Linked DNA regions of Homo sapiens: region 2 is linked to region 1. Evidence: chromatin loops called from intact Hi-C (ENCODE). Cell type or tissue: right lobe of liver. All regions are shown on one strand. Links, peaks and the distances in the headings refer to the core of each region. The heading gives the core; the rest is flanking DNA. Region 1 overlaps RNF24 (ring finger protein 24). Region 2 overlaps PANK2 (pantothenate kinase 2).

What was found. Hi-C counts contacts between places; a loop is a spot of excess contacts. Peaks named below come from ENCODE experiments on the same cell type or tissue, not always from the same donor. Only the 100,000 strongest peaks of a DNase experiment are listed, where the experiment ranks them.
Region 2: it touches region 1 in a loop (2.9-fold over the local background); 3 of 110 quality-filtered maps call a loop at or near these places.

What each region holds. Positions count from the first base shown.
Region 1 is chr20:3,965,168-3,974,319 of GRCh38, reverse strand. The region is part of intron 1 of RNF24 (ring finger protein 24); the gene reads left to right. Among named protein-coding and RNA genes, the nearest start is that of RNF24, 46 kb to the left of the region's middle. In right lobe of liver, for the core only: a CTCF peak has its summit at 4,164 (motif pointing right); a DNase peak (open chromatin) is centred at 4,079.
Region 2 is chr20:3,919,420-3,928,571 of GRCh38, reverse strand. PANK2 (pantothenate kinase 2) reads right to left here. Exons shown (of 7, transcript NM_001386393.1): 7 at 1-5,328. The coding sequence ends at 5,278. RNF24 (ring finger protein 24) reads left to right here. Exons shown (of 6, transcript NM_001134337.3): 6 at 1-1,261. Among named protein-coding and RNA genes, the nearest start is that of MIR103B2, 6.4 kb to the right of the region's middle. RefSeq lists an enhancer at 2,367-2,536. In right lobe of liver, for the core only: no CTCF peak of the experiment used is centred there; a DNase peak (open chromatin) is centred at 4,091; H3K27ac peaks cover 863 bases.

The sequences.
Region 1 (9,152 bases), core at 1,801-6,800:
TCTTTCACAATTAAGAATAATATTAGCTGTACAGTTTTTGTTGTTATTGTTTGGTTGGTTTTTGCCGGTTTGTTTTTTGTAGATGCTTTTTAACATGTTGAAGAAGTTCTCTTCCATTTCTATTTCTGGGAGTTTTTTAATTTCTGGGTGCTGATGTTTGTGAAATGTGTTTTTTTTAAATCAGTTAATATGATCATGTGATTTTTCTTCTTTAGCCATTTAATATGGATAGATTACATTGATTTTTTTTTTTTTTAATATTAAGCCAGCCCCGCATCTCTTGAATAAACCTTACTTGGTCATGGTGTTGTAAAATTCTATTTACATATTGCCAAATTCTACTTGCTAATATTTTGTTAAGAATTTTTCTGTCTGTATTTGCCAGACACTGTCTTTATCTGGTTTTGCTATCAAGGTCGCATTGGCTTCAAAAAATGCCTTGAGAAATGTTCCCTCCCATTCTCTGCAAAAGATTGTCAAGGATTTGTGCTCATTCTTATTTAAACTTTTGGTAGAATTCTCTGGTAAAAGCCTCTTGGCCTGGAGCTTTCTTTTTTGTGAATTTTTAAATGACTAATTCAGTTTCTTTGATAGTTATAAAACTGTTCACATTATCTATTTTATATTGGGTGAGTTTTTGTAGTTTGTGTTTTTTGAGGAATTGGTCTGTTTTATTTATGTTACTAAATTTATGTCTGTATATGTGTGTATACCCTTCTTATCCTTTTGATGTCTGCAGTGTCTGTAGTGATCTCTCCTATTTAATTGTTGATATAGGTAATTTGTGTCTTCTCTTTTTTTTTTTTTTTTTTTTTTTTTGTCATTCTTCCTAGAGATTTGTCAGTGTTACTGATCATTTCAAAGAAAAGACTCAGCTTTTTGTTTCATTGATTTTTCTCTATTGTTTTCCTATTCTCAATTTAACTGGTTTCTGTTCTTTAATTTTTAACTTGCCCTTTTTCTGGGTTCTTGATGTAGGAGTTTAGATTATTGATTTGAGATTTTTTATTTTCTTATGTGTGCGTTTAGTACCATGAATTGCCCACTCAGCACTACTTTACCTATGTCTCTCAAATTTTGATATGTTGTATTTTCATTTTCTTTTTTTTTTATTTTGAGATGGCGTTTCGCGTGTGTCACCCAGGCTGGAGTGCAGTGGCACAATCTCAGCTCACTGCAACCTCCACCTCCCGGGTTCAGTCAATTCTCCTGCCTCAGCCTCCCGAGTAGCTGGGATTACAGGCACCTGCCACCACACCCAGCTAATTTTTGTGTTTTTAGTAGAGACGGGGTTTTACCTAGTTGGCTAGGCTGGTCTCAAACTCCTAACCTCATGTGATCCACCCGCCTCGGCCTCCCAAAGTGCTGAGATTACAGGCGTGAGCCATCCCGTCCAGCCCTTTTTTTTTTTTAAACTGAGACGGAGTCTCACTCTGTCGCCCACGTTGGAGTGCAGTGGCGCGATCTCGGCTCACTGCAATCTCCGCCGCCAGGATTCAAGCGATCCTCGTGCCTTAGCCTCTTGAGTAACTGGGACTACAGGTGCGTGCCACCACGCCCGACTAATTTTTTTGTATTTTTAGTAGAGATGGGGTTTCACCATGTTGGCCAGTCTGGTCTTGAACTCCTGACCTCAGGTGATCTGCCCGCCTCGGCCCTCCACAGTGCTGGGATTATAAGCGTTAGCCACCACACCCAGCCTGTATTTTCATTTTCAATCAATTCAGTGTATTTTTAAAAATTTCTTTTAAGACCTCTTTTTGACTTATAGATTATTTAGTAGTGTGTTGATTAGTTTCTAAGTGTTTGGATATTTTCTTGCTACCCTTCTGTTATAAATGTCTAGTTTGATTCAACTATGTCCAGTAACACACTCTATATGACTTCGATTTTTGAAAGGTTGTTTGAGATTTGTTTTATGACCAGGAATGTGGTCTGTCCTGGTGTAGGTGCCATGGGTATTTGAAAAGAATGTATATTTTGCTGTTGCTAGGTAGAGTGCTCTATATATTTTGAGTAGATCCTGTTGTCTAATTGTGTTGTTGAATTTTTCTTTATCCTTGCTGGTTTTCTATCTAGTTGTTTCATCAGCTGTTGGGAGAAGGTTTTGAAGTATTTGAGTATAATTATAGATTTCTTTATATCTCCTTTCAGTTCAGTCAGTTTTTCCTTCACATGTTTTGCAGCTCTGTTGTTTTGTGCATGCACATTTAGGATTGCTATGTATTTTTAGTGGGTTGACCATTTTATCATTAGGTAATGTTTCTTTCTCTCTCTGGTAATTTTATTTTCTGTGAAATCTGCTTTGATGTTAATATAGCCACTCCTGCTTTCTTTTGATTAATGCTTGCATTACATATCTTTTTCCATCCTTTTCAACATGCATGTATCATTATTTTTAAAGTGAGTTTCAGGTAGACAGCATATTATTGGGTGATGTTTTTTAATTCATTCTGCCAGTCTCTGTGTTTTAATTGGCATATTTAAATCATTTATACTTAAGCTTGCCATTTTAAACTTTGTTTTCTATTTGTTTTCACTATTTTTGTTTCTGTTACTTGAGTAATTTTTTGAAGTCCTTTTTGATTTTTTGTAGTGTTTTGAGTGTATGTCTTTGTATAGTTTTCTTACTGATTGCTGTAGGCATTGTATTATATATGCAGTCTACTAGTATACTTTACCAGTTCAGACTAGAAATGTTACCTCCTTTTATGTCCCTTTATCCTCCCTTATTTTTAATATGCTCATCTTAAATATTTCCTCTGAATACATTTAGAACCGGGTTGGACAATTATAATTTTTCTTCAACCACTGAATATAATTTAGAAAACTCAAGAGAAGGAAGTTTATTGTATTTACCCTTATATTTGTTTACCATGTTGTTTCTTCCTTCTTGATGTTCCAAGGTTCCTTTTCTTATCATTTCCCTTCTGTTAAGACAGCTTCCTTTAGTCACTCTTCAAGAGTAGGTCTGCTAGCAATAAATTCCCGTTGTTTTCCTTCATGTGAGGCTGTCTTGATTTCCTGTTTCATTCCTGAAGGGTATTTTTGCTGGATGTAGGATTTTGGGTTGATGGCTCTTTTCTTTCAGCACTTGAAAAATGTGTTCCTTCCTTTTGGCCTCCATTGTTTCTGATGAGAAATCTGTGTCTTTCATATTATTTCCCCCAATGGTATCTCCTTAGTTGCTTTCAAGATTTTTTAGTGTTGTTTTAACTCAATTACCTCTGCAAAGAAAAAAAAAGATTTTGTTGTTGTTGTTTTAGTTTTCAGAAGTTTGACTACGATGTGTCTTGTTGTAGATTTCTTTGGGTTTATTCTCTTTGGAGTTTGTTCAGCTTCTTAAATCTGTACACTTATGTACAGATTCCTCAGCTTGCCGAGTAGCTGGGATTACAGGTGCCCACCACCATGCCTGGATAATTTTTGTATTTTTAGTAGAGACAGGGTTTCACCATGTTTGCCAGGCTTGTCTCGAACTCCTGACCTGAAGAGATCCATCCACCTTGGCCTCCCAAAGTGCTGGGATTACAGGTGTGAGTCACCGTGCCTGGCCCTAGTTCACTTATGCTTTCCCCTTTCTTCTCCATTCTGCTGTTGAGCCCATCGCTTAGTTTTAGTTTTTTTATTTCAATTATTGTGTTTTTCAGTTCTATAATTTCCATTTTGTTCCTCTTTATATCTTCTGTTTCTTTGCTGAGAATTTCAGTGTTTTCACTTGTTTCAAGCATGTTCATAAATGCTTGCTTAAACAATTTGATGACGGCTACTTTAAAATCTTTGTCAGATAATTTTAACATTTTTGTCATTGACATTAGCATCTGTTAATTATCATTTCTCATTTGATTTGTGATCTTCCTAGTCTTGGTACGATGAGTAATTTTTAGTTGAAACCTGGACATTTTGTGTATTATGTTATGAGACTCTGGATTTTTTTTAAACCTGATGTGTTAACTGGCTTCCTTTGACAGCACTCTGACAGTGAAACGGTGGGTTGTAATGCTGCTTCATTAATGCCAGGTAAAGGTAGAAGTCCAGGTTCCCTATTTAGCCTTTATTGACATGGGGGGCGGGGACGGGGCAGGAATGGGAGTTCCAGCTCTCAACTAGGCTTTCACTGATACCTCTTTGGCTGGAAAAGGTAGGAGTGCTTGTTGCCACTTGGTGGTGGTAAAATCCCGATTCTTCACGAGATCCTCCTCTGTCATCACCCCATTGAGGAGGAGTATAGTCACTTTGTTACTGCTGGATAGGGGTAGAAGTCAGGGTCCACATGTAGTCTCTACTGATATCACTGAGGTGGAGCCTCATTTTCACCATGTTGTGTAAAAATTCCAGCTGGCCAACATGGTGAAACTCTGTCTCTACTAAAAATACAAAAATTAGCTGGGCATGGTGGTGGGCGCCTGTAGTCCCAGCTACTCGGGAGGCTGAGGCAGGACAATCGCTTGAACCTGGAAGGCGGAGGTTGCAGTGAGCCAAGATCACACCACTGCACTCCAGCCTGGTGACAGAGCAAGACGCCATCTCAAAAAAAAAAAAAAAACAGATTTCAGCTTCCTACTTGGCCTTTTCTAACACTATCCCAGCAAGATGGCTGGGGGGCATCTCGTTACATCCTGGCAAGAGTGAAAATCTAGGCTCTGCCTTCAGCCTTTGCTGGCATGTCTATAGGGGTGTGGCCATAGTTTTTTCTGGGTTGTTTAGCTGAAGTAGGGCAATTCTTGTTTAAAAGCTTTCAGTCTTGTTAACTACTCCTTTTGTCATCCTTTGGCTAGAGAGAACACGTTCATTAGGGCTTTTTTTTTTTTTTGTCTTCACCTGTTGACATTCTTGTTTGCCAACTTTGCCAGCTCTAAGTCTGGGATATAGGAGACAAAAACAAAGCCCAGAGAACTCGTTAACATGTGGTTCCTTGGGTCCCCAGGTCCCTAGTTAGTGTGCTACCTTCTGTCCAACTTAATGTCCATGGTTTTTAGTTATATTTAGCTGGATAAATAGGGAAATGTATGTCTATGCCATCTTTCTGGAGTCAGAAGTCTACCTGACTGTCTTTTAATGGAGATACAGACAGTGATTCCATTATCTTTTATTGTTGCATTTTAGTTAATAATGAAAACTAACATTTCTCAAGTACACAGTATGTGCCCAGGTACTGTTCTAAGTGCTTTAAGTGCTTTTCGTGTGTTGAGTCATTTAATTCCCTTAAAACTTTATGAAATAGTTACTAGTATTATTCTGTCTTATCAGATGAGGAAACCGAGACATAGAAAAGATAAGAAACAAGCCCCAAATTACTGACAAATCCGTGGTTAAACCCCTGGCTCTCTGACTCCATAAGCCCACTCTAATACTCATGGCCTAGGATAAATCTCAAATCTATATGCTTTCCATTATAACAACTTTTTTTTTTTGGAAACTTATCACAGTTTTTCTATCCTAGAATTCAGAAATTTTACTAGGATCTGTCCAAATATAGGTCTTATTTTTAAAATAATTCTCTCTAGAACCCAGTGTATCCATTTCATCAGAAAGCTTAGGTCTTTCTACTGATCAGTGACATGTTTTTAAAATTTTTAATCTTTCCTCTCATCCACCCACTCAAGAAAAGATTTTGCAGAAGGTGTTTCATGTGGTCATAAAGATACTCAATAAATAACAAAGAAGTTAGTTCCTTCTAATATGTCAAAAGCTTTCTCTTTTAGAGATAGTCTTGCTTTGTCACCCAGGCTGGAGCGTAGCAGTGATATCATAGCTCACTGTAACCTTGAATTCCTGGGCTCAAGTGATCCTCCCATCTTAGCCTCCAGAGTAACTAGTACTACAAGCACATGCCACCATGCCCAACTAATTTTTTAATTTTTATTTTTATTTGTACAGGTGGGGTCTCCCTGTGTCTCCCAGGCTGGTCTCAAATCCCTGGCCTCGAGCAGTCCTCCCACCTCAGCCTCCCAAAGTACTGGGGTTACAGGCATGTACCACTGCACCCAGCCCCTTTCTGAGCATTTTTTTTTTCCTTTGAGATGGAGTCTTGCTCTGTCCCAGGCTGGAGTGCAATGGTGCGATCTCAGCTCACTGCAACCTCTGCCTCCCAGGTTGAAGCTAATCTGCCTCAGCTTCCTGAGAAGCTGGGATTACAGGCGCACGCCACCAGGCCCATCTAATTTTTGTATTTTTTAGTAGAGACGGGGTTTCACCACATTAGCCAGGCAGGTCTCGAACTCCTGACCTCGTGATCTGCCCACCTGGGCCTCCCAAAGTGCTGGGATTACAGGCGTGAGCCACCGCACCCAGCCACCTGTTACATTTTTTATTCTTTCTTTCTTTTTTTTTTTTTTTTTTTTTTGTTGCCAGGCTGGAGTGCAGTGGCGCAATCTCGGCTCACTGCAACTTCCGACTCCATGGTTCAAGGGATTCTCCTGCCTCAGCCTCCCGAGTAGCTGGGATTACAGGCATGCGTCACCACGCTCAGCTAATTTTTGTATTTTTATAGAGACAGAGTTTCACCATATTGGCCAAGATGGTCTCGATCTCCTGACCTCGTGATCTGCCCGCCTCAGCCTCCCAAAGTGCTGGGATTACAGGCATGAGCCACTGCACCCGGCACTTCTGAGCATTTTTGAAGCAAAACTAGAATATTGACTCCTGGGAAGATGATATGGTATTGTCCAGGGAACAGGAACTGGTCTAAGAAGAATGTGGCTACCAAGCATGCTTTGAGGAATGCTACTGCAGCCCCATTTAGCTGTGGTGTATTGTGTTAAACTCAGGTCATGTAGGCATCCAAATCTCAAGTAATCTGTCCCTCTTAGAACTTCTTGGTTCTAAGATTGCTGATAAAATACTCAAATCTTCTTGTCTTTTTTTTTTGTTTTGGTTTGATTTTAATAAACTGACTGGGTGGTTTGAAATTTAGGCTGAGGCTAGAGATTTCAAGAACTGAATTTACATAAGGGGAAAAAAAGGCTTTCACGTGAATGAAGTTGGAAATGCCAAGTAAGCTACAACAGTGTACTGTATGTTCTATTTCTCCTCTTCACTCCCACAAGGAGCAATTACTAAATAACTTATATTTGTAAGACTTCAATAGCAAAGAATGCATATTACTAAGATGATATGTAGCCTTTTATCAATTTATTTTAAAAGATTAATACTTCTGGTGAAAATACATTATGATAAAAATTTTGTAAAAACTAATGTGTCACTGGATCAGGATTAACATCTTGGAATACTCTACCATCTACTTAAAATTGTTGGGCCAACATATCAATTGTAGTGAAGCCATTTTATTTACTAAAACAAAGAGAGAAAAATTCCTAAAATATATTCGCATCAACATATCTTCTACCAGCCTGGATCCCTCTGGTAATTGGGATTTATTAAAAGGCCCTGCCAGGTAGTGAGGACTCACAAAAGTCTCAACATCCAGCCCCCAGCAGCACTAAGGCAGATGTCTCTTCCCTCTGATGACAGTGCTACTACCTCTACTGCTGTGTGTGTCTGAGTCTTTGTACAGAATGCTACAAGAATTGTACCAATTTCAAGAACTCTGCAGGGCAACATTCCCACACCACTGGCCTCACTCCTAGCTAGCCTGTATTAATGGCTGCCTTTGGCCAGACATGGTTTCTAGTTCCTGCATCTGGAGGCCAGGTTGGCAGGCCACCTGACAGAAAGCTGTCAGTGCATGCAGAAGAGCTCCCTGTGGAAGGGGCACTTGGTTTGGTGGAATCCTCTCCAGAGACATGATTTTTGTCAAGGCTTCCTTTATGGTATTTACTACTTTCATTTAATGTCATTCCCTTTCCCCAAACACACACACACACACACACACACACACACACACACACTAAAGCCTTAATAGTTTTGTCCTCTTTGAGTTTTCAGACACTTCATTATCTGCTATCTCATTTTATCCTTTCAGGAATTCCTTAAAGTTGTTAGATTATCCCATTTGAATATCCCATTATCCCATTTGAAAGATGAGAAAATTGAAGTATAGATGGGCCAAGCTCTGACATTTAGCTAGTGACATCCTGGGAGCAAGCATCCAGCTTTGCTGACTGCAAACCTCTCCGTCTTTCTACCATACCACTTTCTGTCACTTGCCTATTTCCTCTTAGCTTGCCCAGTACAGATGTTTATTCTCTTATTTTCTTCTTTTTTTTTTTTTTTTTTTTTTTTTTGAGATGGAATCTCGCTCTGTCACCCAGGTAGAGTGCAGTGGAGCAATCTTGGCTCACTGCAACCAACCACCTCCCTGGTTTGAGCGATTCCCCTGCATTAGCCTCCTGAGTAGCTGGGATTACAAGTGTGTGCCACCACGCCCAGTTAATTTTTGCATCTTTAGTAGAGACACATTGTCGCCATGTTGGCCAGGCTGGTCTCGAACTCCTAACCTCAGGTGATCCACCCACCTCAGCCTCCCAAAGTGCTGGGATTACAGGTGTGAGCCACTGCACCTGGCCTAATCCCTTATTTTCTAAGGTGAGAGATATTTTACCAAGCCAGTCTTGTCTGGGGAGGGATATTTCTAAGGGATTAAAGGACAGCCATCTAAGTCTTGGCTATAACAAGGGTCATCAAGTGAGGCCCTGTCAGCAATATGAAAGTTAAGAGCTGAGTTTTGTGCCCTGTAATTTTCTAATAGCTCCACAGCGTATGTGCTATGTATATTTGGTAAAGCACTCCTTAACTACATCCTTCCTTCCCTTCGTAAGAAGATCTGAATGTAGGAAAAAGGAAATTAAATATGTATTTGAGTAAAAGCACTTGCTCTAACTGAGCCAACCCAGAAAATGGCCAAAGGTTCAAAATTAAATATTACCCATTATTTATGTTTGGAAGCTGTCAGAGAAGAATTTACATGGGATGAAGTTGTTCTTTGCAGGTACTGACTTCCTGATATATGTTACTAGAGACTGGAAACTAATCATAAGATTTAGATTTCAGATACAGCCAGTTAGCATCTCAGTGGTGTCAACAGTATAAATATACTCTTCTGGGAACCTACAAGAAAACTAAAAATCTGTGAACACATTTTTAATTTACCATGCATAAATAAAAGTAGAAGTTTTCTTTGCTTGGTAGAGTTTTGTTTGGGTTTGGATTTGTAGTATTCATAGTTATAATTCCATTGTCAATCTTTGGTC
Region 2 (9,152 bases), core at 1,722-6,721, 46 kb after region 1:
GTTAGCCAGGATGGTCTCGATCTCCTGACCTCGTGATGCACCTGCCTTGACCTCCCAAAGTGCTGGGATTACAGGCGTGAGCCACTGCGCCCGGCCAATAATTTTTTTAGTTTAAGTTCATTTTTGTCCCCGCTGATGAAAGTTAGAGCTGCTTCCTCCAGGCAGCCCTGGGAGTAGGGGCACAGACTTGTGCCTCGCTTCCCAGCAGCTGCCCAGTGCCTCTGTCCACACCCACCTCCCTGGTGTACTTGCCCCCTACAGCAGCAGCCCAGATCCTCCCCTGGATTAAAATTGCAACTGGTGCCCTAACCCAAAACTTGAGAAAAAATTCTCTATCACATCCACTCTTCTGGCATTTGTAGAATCTCTGGCCCTGGGTGTGTCTTTTCCTGTAGCTGTTACAGATTTCTTAAGCAGATTTCTTAAGCAGATGGACATGTCCAGATTCATGCCTAAATATCCAGTTGATAACTGGAAAATGCTGGTTCACGGTTCTTTAGTAAAGATTAATAAGGGATCCCCATGTGCTGGGGAGTGTGCTTCCATTTGAGTGGGGATATCAGAAGAAAAAGAGGGGCTTGTGTAGTAAACCTTACTTTGCCAATTCAGCTGTAGAGCCCAAATTGTTACAAGATGCAAAGATGTACTCCACTTTTTGACCAAGCATCAGCACCTTTGGCTTACCATCCAGTCCTTACTTCTGTGACTGTAAGGGCCCCACCAGTGTCAGCAGACTTGTTTGTGCTTTGGGGGAACTCTCTTCTCAGCTCCCTTTGCCAGTCCCAAGCCTGGTGGATCTGCATCTCACGCCCACTGCACACCGTTCCTCTCCATCTGCCCTTCCCTCCCAGGCCCCCGGTCGGGGGAGCAGGTGTGGCAAGTGTTAGGAACTCCCTTCTGGTGACAGCTGGTCTTCCTAGAGTGTTGCTGGTAACTATCGCCTCTTGGTCTTCTGACATCATTGCCAGGAACGGGGCACTTTTTCGTCTTGTAGTTTGGCCCTCGGGTTTCCTCACTAGGTATTGTGTAACTCCCTCAAAAAAAGGTTTATGAAATGCTGAACCTCAGGTTTCATAGACGTCTTTGTACACTAAAAATTCTGCAGCAGAATATTTTTAAACATTCGCAGTTTTTTGTAAGCTATATTTTTGTATATTTAATTGCTATTTTAAAATTTTAATGCATTTTGCTAATCACTCCTCAAAAATAAAACATGCATGTAATTGACTCAAACGTGTAAATAAAAGCAAATTTTGAAAAATAGTGTTGTGCATATGCCTTTGAACAGAGGGAACATCCATGTGCCACTTACGCAAGCACCTTCAGCAAGACTTGGAAACTCAAGGTGAGTAATTCTATCAGAGCTGGTAACTAGTACTGAGTGATTGTGATGGAAGCCCCTGCCCTTCCTGTGGCATAGTGTGCAAGCGGGGGTGGGGTCAGTGGTGAAGAGTGTGTCAGGCCACCACAGCCAGAGAACAGAGAATCCTGGAATGCAGAGTACAGTGGAGTCTGAAGCCCCCTGGCCTCCCTGAGCTCTGCAAACAGCTGGATACAGATAAGCAGTCTTCCACGTGAACGCCAGCACCAGGGTGACCTGAAATAGCGGATTTTTTTTTTTTTTTTTTTTTGAGACAGTCTTGCTGTCACCCAGGCTGGAGTGCAGTGCAGCAATCTCGGCTCACTGCAGCAACCTCTGCCTCCCAGGTTCAAGCAACTGTCTGCCTCAGCCTCTCGAGTACCTGGGATTACAGGCACGCACCACCATTCCCGGCTAATTATTTTTGTATTTTCAGTAGAGACGGGGTTTCACCATGTTGTCCAGGCTGGTCTTGAACTCCTGACCTCAGGTGATCCACCCGCCTTGGCCTTCCAAAGTGCTGGGATTACAGGCATGAGCCATTGCACCTGGCCAAAGTAGTGGAACTGAGCCTGTTTCCTCCACAGGCCACACCACCCTGCAAAGAGTTGCCCCCACCCCAAGCCCCTAGCTATATCCCAGGCCTGGAAATAACTAGTGTCAGGAGAAAAAACGTCCAAAGCCTTCCTGTGTGGCCGTTGCTGCTCTCCTCACCACCCCTCACTAGGACCGAGTGGCTTCCCAGCTTCCATCAAGGCCAGCCACGATCTTGCAACCAATTGTGGGCAACCTCAATTCAGATGCCTAGAGAGCTCCTCTTCTCAGTCCCCTGAGCCACAGGCCCCTGGCCAGCCTCTCCCTGAGCAGTCGTTTTCTTTGCAGCTTCCTCCGTCACTGCTCAACTCTCGGTTATTTTTCTCACCCTACCTTAGAACTCATGAAATCCCCCTTGCTTTGCCCACCTACATGCATATCATTCTCAGCTCTGTATCTCCAACCCAAATACCCAGTGCTTATTTGGAGTCTCAAAATCACGTAGTCCACAAATGAGCCCAGGTGCCCTCTTGTATCTCTCCTCCCTCCCCTGTATCCAGTCACCACTTCCCAACACAGCCCTCTAAGCATCTCTCCATTCTGGCCATCCACTTCTCCCCTCTCCATTCTGGCCACCCACCTCCCATCTTAGTTCAGGCCTTCCTTTCTCACCTGGACCACGGTCACAGCCCCCTTCATGGCCACTAGTGGAGGGCAGACTGAAAGGGACAGCTGCTAAGACAGGGAAGTGGCAATGGTAACAGCAGAGTTTATGGGCACCTCACAACCTGAAGGTGGTGAGACGGCAGTAAGCTGGGATGAGGATGTGGGCACTGCTGCACAGAGATCAACAAATGCAGAGAGAAGGCAGTGTCTCGGGGCTGGAGCTCAGAGGTAAGGGGTGGTTGAAGTGTTCCCTGGAAATCAGTCAAGGTGATGCTAATGACTGCTTGGGGAGACCCAGGACTGAGGCTGAGGACAGCCACAGCTAACTGTCAGCAGAGAATGAACCAGAACATTAGTAGCCTGGGTGGCAGGACAGGCAAGAGGGCTCTGCTGAGTGAGAACTGAGATGAGGCTGTGAAATGAATGCCAGATTCGGTGGCATGGGATTCACTGGTGGCCTATCAAGAACCCTGCTGTGAGCCGGGCGCAGGGGCTCACACCTGTATTCCCAGCACTTTGGGAGGCCAAGGCAGGCGGATCACCTGGGGTCTGGAGTTCGAGACCAGCCTGGCCATCATGGTGAAACCCCATCTCTACTAAAAATATAAAAATTAGCCAGCCATGGTGGCACATGCCTGTAGTCTCAGCTACGCAGGAGGCTAAGGCAGGAGAATTGCTTGAGCCTGGAAGGCAGAGGTTGCAGTGAGCTGAGATCGCCCCACTGCACTCCACCTGGGTGACACAGCGAGACTGTCTCAAAAACCCTGCTGTGGAGTGACAGGGTTTACTGAGCACAAGGTGGAACATGAGGGAATGGACTAGTTTCTCTAGAGTAGGGGGAGGGCCCACGGAGGAGGAAGCTCAAAGCGAGGCAGAAGGGGACATCAACAGCGTCTTCCCAACTCAGGCACCAGAGACAGACAGTCCCGGGTTTGAGTCCAGCTCTACTCTTTTCCAGCTGAGTGACCCTGGGCAGCCTTACTCATCCGTTCAGTTTCCTTTTCTGTTAAATTGTGGGAACAGCAAGGGCTGCATGGTGACCCACGTCGAGCAGTGGACAACCTCCTGAACGCAGCACAGCAGAGGCAGCAGGACCACAAAACAGGGGCCTCAGAGGGGCAGGCCCTGGCCTCGGTCTCCATGGGAAGTGAGCAAGTTCACAGGAGTTGGCCCAGGGAGCAGCACCCTGTGGTACAAGCAGGAGGATGGTGGTGCCATCTTTGGTGCCTGGGTACTGGAGGAGGGTGAGGCCACCAACAGCGCTGCTGGCAGCAGAGGAGGGCAGAGGAACTCAGGATCAGGGCGTCAGAGGTAGTATAGGCCAGGAGCCTGCAAACAGCAGCAGCAGGGAAGAGGGTCACCAATCACTCTCCAGGGGACAAAATTACCCTCCACGCAGCAGCCATCCTGCTCTGCACCCACACAAGGTCCCAATGCAGCAGCACCCATATTTCCTAAGTGCCAAGGCCCATGTGCAGAGGTGGCCACGCCTAGTGGAACAGCCCACAGCCCACATATCAGTTCCCCTTGCCCCAGCTGGAACACGGGTGTCTCTGCTGCCTCCATGCGGCTGGCACCCTGCCCATCCCTCCCTGACCACAGCCTTAAACGGAGGGGAGCAGGGAGGCTGCAGAGCCTTGGGGTTTTCCCTCCTGGTCCAAGGCTGCTTTGTACAGGCCCATCCTTGCCTTCAACAGCAATATGGGCACCACTTAAGACCTCAGATATAAAAGGTGCATTCTCTCCTTGGGAAAGGCTTTTGAAATTATTCTGCAAAGCAGAAAGAAAAGCTTCAGCCCCTACCAAGAGCACCTGCAGCCTGGCACTCTCCTCAGGCAGTCTTCTGAGACTCACCTCCCAAGTGCCACAGTGCCCTGAAGGACCCCCCACTCCCCATGAGTTCTTTGACAGACACTTCAGTTCTTCCTTTTCTACTTAGCCTGAAAGAAAAACCAGATTCTCCCTGATCCCCTGAGGGGGTGTCAATTCTAGTGGCCCTGCTGACTCATGTTAGTCCTCCAGATTGTGCTGCTTCTGCCAGTGTACCCACTTGCATCAGAACAGTCCGCCCACTACCCAAGGAAATTCTGCCAAGAAAAGAAGCCCTGTCTCTCCAGACATTCATTCCCAGGATTTAGTGTAAAGTAACGTGGAACTGCCCTTCCAAAAACTGCTTGTTAAGTTTCAGGTACACAATTAACCTGCCCAATTAATTTTGCAGAACCTTGAAATAAAACATGTTTTACAGTAAGTTCACACACAGGCTTAATGCAAACCAGAGTAATGCACAGATGATTGCCAAGACCATATTGACAAATTGTGATTAGATTATAACGCATAGTAGCCTGCCTTACATTCAGCAAGTTCAAACAGGACACAAAACCAGTCAACTGAACACAGAGCAGCTCTCTTCAGAAGCACTTCCAATGAGTGATGCAGAGATTTCAAAAATACAAAGCAGGCAACTTATATACAGCAAATCCTCACACTGCCTGGACATGTGCCACTTTTTTGTTGTTTTTAATATATTTTTCCTTCCTGGTTGCTAATTTAGACTGAATTCTTAAGGATTTATCTTGATGACTTAGAAAAATACACCTGTCCTTTCTCACTTTGTTTCAGGTAGTACAGTCATGAAATTGAGTAAGTCTCTTAAAAAAATGAAAGTCCACAGATCCCATTGTGGAAGGTTTCAGGAACCCCTCCCCAGGTAATGATCACGGGATCTTCAACAGCTCAAGGAGTGCTCCAACAGCTCCAAAATAACCCTGAAAGAAAATACACCAAAAATAAGTGCAATTTTCCTTAGACTTATTCAAATCACCTTACACATGATGACTAGTGTTAAAGCCAACCACTGCCCACACACAGCATACCCATTTCCTGAGCACCCCAGAAGGGCCAAGGCCAGCCTGGGAGCAGAGACGCCCTAAGGAGTCCCTGTCTGGGGAGGGGGCTGGATGTCCTAGACTATCCAAGCACTTCAGACCACTGTGATAAGAGGAAAACCAAACCCGCAGTGAGGGCGACAGGAGCTATGAGGCCAGCAGCAGCTCAGTTACCTCTGGTAAGAGACAGAACCTGACTGTTTCTGGGGAATGAGGTGAGAAGCAGCAGAGGCCTGGAGCATTTCCAGACAACTAAGGAATGAAGGCGAGGTCGGATGCAAAGTGCAATGAAACAGGTGAAGTTGTGAGGTGGGTCACAGAGGGTGAGAGCCCGACTGAGCTGGGAGAGGGAGGGAGAGTAAGAGATAAGATGGATTCAAGATTCACCCCTAACAGAGGACAGGACAGCAGGAGGGGGCAGCATCCCCGAGAAAGGGGACACAGGAGTAAGAGGTGTGGAGAGCAAGGCCGGTGGGTGAGTTCCCTACAGGACATGGGAAGCTGAGGTGCCCACAGCAGCCAAGCAGCTGTGCCCGGGTGGTCACCAGACACCTGGATCACTGGCCCAGAAGCAGGCGGCACAGGAATGAAAACCACCACCCAAAGGTAACGTGAAGAGAGGTACAGAACAAAGAGCAAAGCCTGAGGAAGCACGGAGGCTCCCGAGGGAGGGCAGCCCTCAGCCCTCCTGAGACACAGAAGCAGCAGCTGAGAGACGACAAGCACTGTACTGTCTCCAGAAGCAGTCAGGTCACATGCAACCAAGAACTCAAAACCAAAACACAGGAATAGCACATTAGAGAAAACGGGGCAAACCCCATAATGACAGAAAAGAGAACACTAGCAAGAATCAGAGGCAAATCCTAAAACGATGCAGAATCCATCAGGGTCTCCAACCTGTAAGGTAAGATATCAGACTACTTTTTAAAAGAAATAACTAAAAAAGGAATGAGAAGATCCTGAAAGACTTGTGTATGGATTTTTTAAAAGTCTCTGAAACATAAATAACTACCACTCTATCTTTCACGAAAAGCTTCTTCAAGAAACCTGATCAAACGAGAGGCCAAAGGCTTTCTTGTCACACTCTAGTTGGCAATTTAAAAGAAAGGCATATTGGCTGGGCGCAGTGGCTCACAGGTAACCCAGCACTTCGGGAGGCCAAGGCAGGTGGATCACTTGAGGTCTGGAGCTCAAGACCAGCCTGGCCAATATGGCAAACCCCGTGTCTCTACTAAAAATACAAAAATTAGCCAGGTGCGGTGGCACGTGCCTGTAGTCCCATCTACTCAGGAGGCTTAGACAAGAGAATCACTTGAACCCAGGAGGCAGAAGTTAAAGTGAGCCGAGACTGCGCCACTGCACTCCAGCCTGGCTGACAGAGTAAGACCCCATCTCAAAAAACAAAAAAAAGAAAGGCATATTGACCATCTTTGGTTTTGGTGTGTATAAATAAAATAAAGGCAGCCACACCAATCTGTGATGTGAGGCGGCCAGCAGCTACAGGACAAGGCACAGCTGAAATACAGAGGCAAGGCTGTTTGTCTTAATAGTTCACTATACAGTTTGTTTTAGGCAGCTTTCTGTACCTTTTATTTTATAATAAAAATATAGAAGATACAGTTAACCATTATATATATATATGGGGGGGGTCCACTGAAGACTAGGATGCTACTATCAAGACAGAAACAGGTGGTTATAAACTACAACGTGCTAAGATGAGAATAAAGGATCAAAGAGGAAACGCTTGAGAGAATCTATACGAAGCTTTCACAACAAAAGTTAAAGTGACTTCAATGTGAGGGCAAGAAAATATTTCAAGGCTCAGAGAGGCTAAAATAATCAAAGTTCTGAACTGAACAATGAGAACACTTGGACACAGGAAGGGGAACATCCCACACCAGGGCCTGCCATGGGGTGGGGGGAGGGGGGAGGGATAGCATTAGGAGATATACTTAATGTAAATGACGAGTTAATGGGTGCAGCACACCAACATGGCACATGTATACGTATGTAACAAACCTGCGCGTTGTGCACATGTATCCTAGAACTTAAATAAAAAAATAAAATAAAATAATCATCAAAGTTCCACAAGGGCAGAGATGCACACAAGAGTCAAAGGCCTGAATGCAAATGGAAAACACAGGGACAAATGGACCAGCAAAGCTAAGCAGTGGGAAAAACAAAGTCAGCGAGCAATAAGGACAAAATGCAACCAAGAATTTCACGAAGGCTTATAACTATTATGATGATATCGGTTTGGTGTTTTGTTTTTTGTTTTGAGATGGAGTTTCGCTCTTGTTGCCCAGGCTGGAGTGCAGTGGTGCGATCTCGGCTCACCGCAACCTCTGCCTCCCGGGTTCAAGAGATTTTCCCACCTCAGCCTCCCAAGTAGCTGGGATTACAGGTATGTGCCACCACGTCCAGCTAATTTTTGTATTTTTTGTAGAGACAGGGCTTCTCCATGTTGGTCAGGCTGGTCTTGAACTCCTGACCTCATGATCCGCCCACCTCGGCCTCCCAAAGTGCTGGGATTACAGGCGTGAGCCGCTGCACCTGGCCTGTTTGGTGTTTTTGTTTGTTTTGTTGTTGTTGTTTGTTTTTGTTTTTGAGACAGAGTCTCGTTCTGTTGCCCAGGCTGTAGTACAGTGGTGCGATCTCAGCTCACTGCAACCTCCGCCTCCCAGATTCAAGAGATTCTCCTGTCTCAGCCTCCCGAGTAGCTGGGGATTATAGGCGCCCGCCATTGCGCCCAGCTAATTTTTGTATTTTTAGTAGAGACAGGGTTTTGCCACATTGACCATGGTTGGCCAGGCTGGTCTCCTGACCTTAGGTGATCTGCCCATCTCAGCCTCCCAAAGTGCTGGGATTACAGACGTGAGCCACCGCACCCAGCCTATTTTTTTTTTAAGGTTAACTTAAAAAACTAATCTCCATGTTCTACCTAGGAAAAGGTTAAACAAGAGGCAGAAATAAAGCAGAAAAAGATCTAACATTCGAGTTTAAAAAATTCTAATATAAAGCAAAATAAAATAAGTCAGATCACAAAAAAAGATGTATACAGAAACATGAACTGTAAGAAACTTAATGGCAATTCGGTGCTGGTTTACAAATACAGTAATGTTAGAATTTTAAAACTAAGTTAGATGACTTCAATTTTAAGCTTTTTGATATGGGGATTTGTGTACTTTGGACTTCAACTATGAACTAAAGCAATTTAAAAAGAAAAACTTAAAGTAACTTTAAAGGAAAAAGTAATCTCTAGCACTTCAAATCTGTGCTATTATCTGGACTTTGATTTCCTTTAATTCATATAGACTGTTAAACTAAATATGCAATACAATTCTGAAAAATGTTCATAATAACAGTATCTAAAATCCAAGAACAGTTGAAAGAATAGTTCAACTGCCCCACAACCAAGAAGGGAAGAAAGAACCCCTACACGCCTTTCCATACCTCTGCTTCTTTTTCCCCAAATAGGAAAAATAAGAGTGCTTTCCAAGACAGGCTATGAGGTTGAGCAATTTGATTCTTTTCCATTTCATCATTTCCAGCCTGTCTACAATTGTACTTAAGTTCTTATGATAGTATGGTTCTAGTCTGAGAGGTTTACTCATCTATTCATTTTTACAACATGCATCTTAAATAACTGGCACAAGAATTACAACAATATATAAAAACTGGCACTGAAAAAAATGAAAAAACCA